2 separate regions of the Homo sapiens genome follow, and region 1 is linked to region 2. The links are chromatin contacts, found by Hi-C or POLR2A ChIA-PET in ENCODE. All regions are on one chromosome and are shown on one strand. Each heading gives the region's core, a stretch centred on a gene start or an enhancer-like site at or near the end of the contact. The rest is flanking DNA. Distances are from core to core; before and after follow the strand shown. Region 1 has its middle 120 kb from the start of LINC01449. Region 2 has its middle 88 kb from the start of LINC01449.

Evidence for each region. A loop is a pair of places that touch in the nucleus more often than their neighbours do. ChIA-PET counts read pairs that join two places held with the same protein, here RNA polymerase II (POLR2A). Pooled maps may share reads with other maps.
Region 1: a loop to region 2 is called in a map of PC-9, with 6 times the contacts of the local background. The contact joins two enhancer-like sites. A Hi-C loop is called at or near these places in 7 of 168 maps with a recorded cell type or tissue (Caco-2, Calu3, MCF 10A and 4 more) and 3 of 50 pooled maps. POLR2A ChIA-PET finds 5 or more read pairs at or near these places in 2 of 52 experiments (HEK293T and MCF 10A).

The regions. Positions count from the first base shown.
Region 1 is chr7:41,223,030-41,226,587 of GRCh38, reverse strand. No RefSeq gene overlaps it. Among named protein-coding and RNA genes, the nearest start is that of LINC01449, 120 kb to the right of the region's middle. Within about 2 kb of position 2,012, at least 4 of the 41 ENCODE cell types and tissues checked have a DNase peak (open chromatin) inside an H3K27ac peak, as active enhancers do; they include PC-3, PC-9, endothelial cell of umbilical vein and 1 more, where a contact is called at or near this core.
Region 2 is chr7:41,187,659-41,191,693 of GRCh38, reverse strand. No RefSeq gene overlaps it. Among named protein-coding and RNA genes, the nearest start is that of LINC01449, 88 kb to the right of the region's middle. Within about 2 kb of position 2,758, at least 6 of the 41 ENCODE cell types and tissues checked have a DNase peak (open chromatin) inside an H3K27ac peak, as active enhancers do; they include PC-3, PC-9, endothelial cell of umbilical vein and 1 more, where a contact is called at or near this core.

The DNA.
Region 1 (3,558 bases), core at 763-3,262, 36 kb before region 2:
CACAGTTCTCTTTCACCTGGTAACCTCTGTGCTGCACATCCCATCTACTCCCCCACTGTCCAAAGACAAAATTACAACAATTTAGTTTAAAGATCTGAATTGTCTTTATTTGATATTCCAGAATCAGGCAACACTTTGTTCCATAATAAATGTTCCAATAAGTGTAGCACAGGAGATTAGTTTTATATTCGGAGAGGGGCTGAAGAAAGCAGGAACAGGAAGCAAACTGTGAATTGGTCATTTCAAAGTTACTTTAATGTGGGAACAGGAAAACAGAAGAATAGAGAAATAATTGATTTGTTAACATTAGGTTACTCTTTTTTTGTAAGGACTAAAGGCAATGGGGAACTTCATTAGCATGCCATTGAAACTGGCCTGTTTGGGAAATTTGGATTTGATCTCTCTCTCCTGATTTCTCCGAAGACCAGATAACTCAGTTTTGGTTTGGTGAAGAAGAACCTCAGAATTAATGACTCCATTTTAGTTTTTAGTCTGGTCTGTTGGGGCTAGTGCAGGAGCTTAGCCCACAAGAATGGCCTCCTTTAATTTTTATTTAATGCTTATTTAAGTGATTTTACTCTCCCTTGGGGGCACCACATCACTCAAAGGAGCTCAATCCCCCAAAACCACGTGTCTCTCGGTTAGGAGAAGCACTGGCCAGCTCCCCAGAGCTCCTGAGAGCTTCCTCTCCACTGCTGCACCCACCTCTCCCCCATCATACTCAGTTTCTGGTCACTTGAGGTCAGGTTGTCCAGTAGAAGCCTCCACCTTTCCCTGGACAGACTTCCTAGAGCTTGTTCTTATCCACTGAGGATGTCGGGACCAAGCTCACAGCCTTCCTCTTCCTGGTTCCTGCCGTCGACTCAAGTGACTTCAGGTTGTGCAAGGGCAACAGACTCAGTCTCTTCATCTCAAACATTTTCACCTTTAATGCACATCAGCCTCCCCTAGGCAGGGTTAGAGCCCAGGCCATCGCCTAACACCCCTTTCCTTTTGGTCATTTGTCTTTCCCTCTGTCTTCCTCCTTCATCTTCACGACATTTATCTGAGTCACTTGCATGACACTGAAGGTGAGCACCTCCTTATATTTTGCTCCCACAGGCTTTCTACCTGCCTCACTGTGCCCTGGCCACCATCCTGTTTCAGCTGCATTGTCAGTCTCATTCAAAATCAAGCCAACTGTGCACGAGCTCTGCTCCTCTGTCTCCTGCTGGAGATAGATCAGATAATACAACTGCATGTGTTGGATTCACTGAAAGTTAAAGATTTCTACCCAGAAATGAGTGTCCTGCTTCTGGGTGTGGTGGTGAACTCATGCTGCCACTCCTGAATGTGGCTGTGTCCATCCTCTCACTCCATGCATGGGCCTTCATGTCCCGCAGAAAGTTGTACCCCTGCTTTGCTGAAAAGTAGACACTTTCTGTCGGGAAGTTCATTAGCTTCTTTCCTTTTACACCTGCACACTCGCCTGTGGAGGATGTCTATCCTTCTCTCTATCAGCATGGTCTGCATCCACAGCCTTAGACAGTGACGATCCCTTCCTTTAGAGTGTCCTCCCGGTGGGTGTTCTGCCTGCCACTCCTGTCCCTCCCCGCACTTCCCACCTGCTAACTGTGCTCTCTCAGCTCCTCCAGGGACAGTGATTTTCAGGTTCCGTGGCTGAACAGTTTCTCTCCCCACTCAACACACTTTGGCTAGGTAATTTAATCTCCCCATAATTCCAATTACCATTCTTATGCTGATTGCTGTAAGTTCATATTTCAGGCCTAAATCTCTCCATCTTTCCATCTCAGTTTTCCCTTTGCCGCTGTTTGCTCCAAGGATACTTATCTTCTGGACCACACAGCTCAAGTCCACACATGCTACTGTTTCCGCTGGGAACCTCTTCTTCCTCATTCCCCTCCCTTCACCTACACAACTGGAACTTCCAGTTCTGAGAAAATTTCTTCAATCCTTCAATTGTATACCTCTGAGTCACATGCCTCTTCTGTTAGCACTTCCTATGCTTAGGAAATTGCATCCCTCTGTGAGAGTACTCACTCATCACTGTGTGACCTGTATTATTTCCTCACCAGGGCCTAATTTCTGCGGGGAAAGGCAAATGTTCTGTACCTACAATAATGCTGCCTTCATAATAAGCATCCCCTAGTCATTTCGAAGGCAATGGATAAACAAGTGAACAAATGAACTTACTAGCTGTGTGGCTTTCACACCAGCAGGAAAATGCTCCTTTCTGATAAGTAAAAGGACCCTGTGATCTTTAAATGAGTAACGATGAGTTTTGAAGGTGTTTTGTGAGTAACACAATTGCTTTATACATATGACGTGAAATATGACATTGCTATGTTTGCCTTTGAAGGAGATAAGATTTTTTTCATAATATCATGATTCGTGATGACACCATCATTTTTAAAGTTTTTCATTTTGAGCCCATGTAGCCAGGTAGTTGGAAAATTGAACCACAGAATGATTCAATAACAAATTATCCAATCCTTTTTTCTAGAATGTTTAATAATAATCTGGAAAGCTGTGCTCTACAAATCATAGTAGAAACAGCCCCATGTGTGAATCATTAATGGTTATTTTTATTTAATAAATGCTTGTAAAAAAGATTTTAAGTTTTATAAGACAAAACTCAATTTTCTTCAATTTTAAGAAAATAAAACCTAAGTCGATTAAAACTGGAAGAGATAAGTGTTATGTTTACCAACTCAAATCTATTTTATGATGTGGTTATTTTAAGAATCATTGAAACGTTGTTTTAATTCTTTGCAGTTTAGATTTAATGTGCCGTGAATCTTAGTTCAGAAATTTTACAACTGATTCTATTTGACTTTTTTATGAGTCAGTTGCTTGTACATATTGTTAACAATCTTTTTCATATGATGTTTTTCATTTCTTTCCATTAAAATACTCTATGAAAAGAACTTTTAAATCCAAAATTTTATATAAAAGGGATTGGATTAGGAAATGCCCTTTTATTTGTTATAAGAGTAACAATGTATTTTTTTTGTTTGTTTTTTCTGAGATGGAGTTTCACTCTTGTTGCCCAGGCTGGAGTGCAATGGCACAAACTGAGCTCACTGCAACCTCTGCCTCCCGGGTTCACGTGTTTCTCCTGCCTCAGCCTCTCAAGTAGCTGGGATTACAGGCATCAGCCACCACACCCAGTTAATTTTTGTATTTTTAGTAGAGACGAGGTTTTGTCATGTTGGCCAGGCTGGTCTCAAACTCCTGACCTCAGGTGATCCACCCTCCTTAGCCTCCCCAAGTGCTGGGATTACAGGCATGAGCCATCGCACCTGGCCTGAGTTCTTTTATTGAGTACTTATTATTGCTGAGGAAGGTACAGCTCCTTCTCTGCTATCATTTACTAAGGAAAATCAATTTGGAGTTCTCAAGAGAAACACGTCATTTTTAACTATAAGTCAGATGATAGTATAGAAAGGTATAAATAAATAAAGTACTTTGGAAGGAAGAAAACATAGCTGTTAATCCTGCCTGAGGATATTGGAGAGTCTTAAGAAGTGGCTACTTTTAGAAAGATTCCTAAATGAA
Region 2 (4,035 bases), core at 1,509-4,008:
ATCTAGGGGAATTGAGAAAGACTGAATTGAATAAATGAGACACAAGTTTACTCTAAAAGAAGGAAGAGTTTGCCAGCCTGGCAAGAGGGATAAAAATATTCCAGGCATCTACAGAAAACACTCCAAAGCAATATATTTTAAATTATAACACAGAGGTAGCTCTTGATCTTCACTGCCATGGGAATAATAAACCTTCCACTACACAAATTAGTATGTACTTTTAAGCATTTTTAAAAAATGAAATCAGAAATTATTTCAGAACAGCCCTGTCTTATAAGAGAACTGCCCACAGTTCTCTCTGCTTTCTTCCTTTTGGCTCAGCTGTCAAGAGCTCTCTGGAAACATAATCCTTGTTTTTCATGGAAATCTGTATTATAGTTCCCAAGATTTGGATAATCTAGTTTCAGAAGGTAGGGACCTCTTTTGGAATGATAATGTAGTGTTCTACCCCCAGTACCTACAACAGTACTAATTTTACCGAGGACCCTGCCCTCATGATGTCACTTAAACCTGATAACTTACCAAAGGCCCCATCTCCAAATACCATTGTCCTGGGGTTAGGGCTTCAATATGTGAGTTTTGAAGGGACATAATTCAATTCATAGCAGTTGGCATAGGACAGTGCTAGGCATATTACAAGTTCTTAATATATGCTTAGTGAATAAATAAATACATAAACAGAAAATGTCCAGAGATCTCTGTGTCCATTTGAAGTTGCTACGTCAACAACTGGACCCAGGAATAAAGGGTGTGCTCTAGCATCAGTGTAAGTATGGTCCCTTCGAGCCAAGAGGCAGAGAGCTCAGGAGCTGCTGAGAAGTCACAGTCACAAGGGAAGGAGACAGGAAAGGGAAGTCACATCAGGAAGGCTGAAGCCATAGCAAAGCCAGAGAGCTGGATCCCACTTCAGGGCCTACCATAGTGAAGCACTGGCTCTTCCTTCCTCTTTTCTTGGAAGCAGGGCCAGCTACATGATTGCAGGACTCAAGGCAAAATGAAAATGCAGGACTCTTGCTCAAAAAAAGAAAAAACAAAAACAAAAACAGAAAATATGCCATTAAAGATACTAAATATGAAGCCTTTTCCTTTTTTCCATGATCTCTCTTGACTTGCCATGTTGTTATTTATTTGCTATTTAATGTAGTTCTAAAGTAAAGAAAAATTAAAAGTTTTAATTATGAGCATGAATTGTACCATTGTTCAGTGCAAGTTTTAGAGGCAAATATAAGAACATGTAACTCTTCTGCCGAATCACCAAAATTACACAATTCATAAATTCACGTTCTGTACCTTGTATGCGCATATGTATTTCATTCTCACCAGAACAGTGTGAACGCCACACAACACTAACTCAACTCTTTTTTATTTCTTTATATTTGCACATTTTACCGATGCTTTCTACATTTGGCTTGTTGATGTGCTTTCTAAAAACAGAAAGAAAAAAGATCTGTAGGTTTCCCTATTTTTCCCTTTCCTTCAATGTCATCGTTTTCCATGTAATTGGTTGGTTATTACAAGGAAGTGACAGGAGTGAGAAAGGATACTTTAAGATCCCTTGGTTGTTTGTGTTTCTTAGAATGCTGTTGCCTTCTTTCTTGTTTGAACAGGAAGCATGACCACTTAGTCATAAACATGACACATTTCCCTTGTACTCGCCATGAGCCTCACTGAACTCCCACACATTGTGGGTCCACTGGAATTCTGTGTTCATGGGGCAACCAAATGCTCTAGGCAAATGGGGTGATATGGAACTTGCCTGCATGCTCCATTGTCCCCTTGGACTTTGCTTCCAAGACAGCTCAAGGTTGACAACAGGGCAGGGTGAGAAGGGCATGCAAAAGATGGTGGTGTGGGGTGGGCAGGGAAAGAAGGCCCAAGACTAAGCCAGTTGTTTGAAATTCTCTATATTCTTTCTTCATTTTGTCCATTTTTTTCTGTTTTTTTCATTTTTCAATGGAGATGGAAAGCACCCAGTTCTGCTTTCCCCCAGAATCACCCTGTTTGTAAGCAGCCTGGAATGGTCACTAGAAGCTGCTACCTTTTGCCTGTTTTCTAGCTAAGATCAGTAAGGAGAGGTGGTCTCAAGGCTGATAGAGATGGCCACTGAGGGAGCTGGCTGCTACCTGTGGTCTTATACACAAGACTTTTGCCCTCCATAGAACCACACATCTTCACTTAATGTTTTAAACTTTTTTTTTCAGGTCACATGAATTTAGGCATTAAATAAATTATTAGACTAGCAAACATCAGAACCTTTTTTTTTCTAAGAACGACAATAGAAAAGGCTCTTGTAGTTAACACTCTTAAATACAGAGGTATTTTAAATTAAAGATTTTTTTTAAAAAAGAACAGCCTTGTCTTATAAATAATAATGATTGATAATTATTCCTCAACGAAACTAAAGAAATGGTGTGTCTTCTATGCATAAAAAAACTAGTCTACTTGCACAAATATCATTAGACAAGAAATAATTTTATTATTTAAACATTATATTAAGAAAATCTTTTTAAAAAATTTTCACTATACGTTACATCACATAAAAATGTAAGGTAGCATGTGTGAACTGTTTAAAGAGCTTGTTAAAGATTCTTATAATAAGAAAGGCTGGGAAAAGTAGAGTCATATCTTATCAAAACAATCTAAGAATCTTAAGAATGCTGCTTTTCTAGTAATACATAAATATACACGAACATGAGCAAGAATCCAAGTAAAGAAACAGTTCTTATTCATAGGATTGACAGTTTTATTATTACACCAGCCTGAAATAACATATAATGGTGTGTGAGTGTGCACTGGAGTTTCTAAAAGCAGCTTTTCAGATAGGCTTAATGTGAGAAGGGTTCAACTTTCTTCTTTGAATTCTGGAGGATGGGGTCTCCTGGGGATAAAGGGGAAAAGGGGAGATAAACTTTTAATGCAATCTCTATTCTTGCCACGATTTATTTTATTTATTTGTTCAGCAATATTTATTGTGCAGTCACCACATGCCAGGCTCTGTAGATACAATGGGGACCTTGACAAATACACTCTTTGCCTTTCGGAAGCTCAGAGCACAGTCAAGAAACAGAGTATTAGCAGAGAACATTACTGGGAAACAAGGGATTTTGCAACTCTTGGTAGGGGAACCTAACACGACCACAGTGGGGAGCAGAAAAGAGCTTTAAAACTAAGAGCCCAGGGGTGTGTAAGGCATAGCCAGGTCAAGAATGGAGGAATGAAGAATGCTGAATCAGAGGGAATCCTGAGAAATTCCTTCTGGAACCTGGCTTCCTTAACTCTTATTAACCACGTGCTAAGACTCCTTTTATATGGTTGTGGGATGATTGGCTGCAATAGCACAAATTTATGGAACTAAAAAAACAAGTGTTTGGTGTAATACTGTAAGTGTTGGTTTGAATTTTGGATGCGTATGATTAATGAATGAGGCTGAATGAGACATGTAAGCCAGCTGGGCACACCTTGGTGGGGACCAATAGGAATGACAGCTACGCCTGATGGGGGCAGGAAGGGAAGCGCAGAGTTTCTTCTTTCGGCCACGCCTTCTGACTCCAGTGAATGCCTCCTTAAGGGGTGAGGAAGCTGTCAAGAAAATAAGCATATTGGCTGGCTCGGTGGCTCAAGCCTGTAATCCCAGCACTTTGGGAGGCCGAGGTGGGCGGATCACGAGGTCAGGAGATCGAGACCACCCTGGCTAACACAGCGAAACCCCGTCTCTACTAAAAATACAAAAAAATAGCCGGGCGTGGTGGCGGGCGCCTGTAGTCCCAGCTACTCAGGAGGCTGAGGCAGGAGAATGGCGTCAACCCGGGAGGCGGAGCTTGCAGTGAACTGAGATCAGACCACTGCACTCCAGCCTGGGCGACAGAGCGAGACTCTGTCTCATTAAAAAAAAAAAAAGAAAGAAAGAAAAAGAAAGTATTCATATTTATTTGGGTTAAGCCTAAACGTGTGTTTCTTGGTATTTCTTGGCGTTACAGCTAAAATAACCTAAAACACATCTGTATTGAGGTCTGTGACCCAAGTGCCAATCTGTAG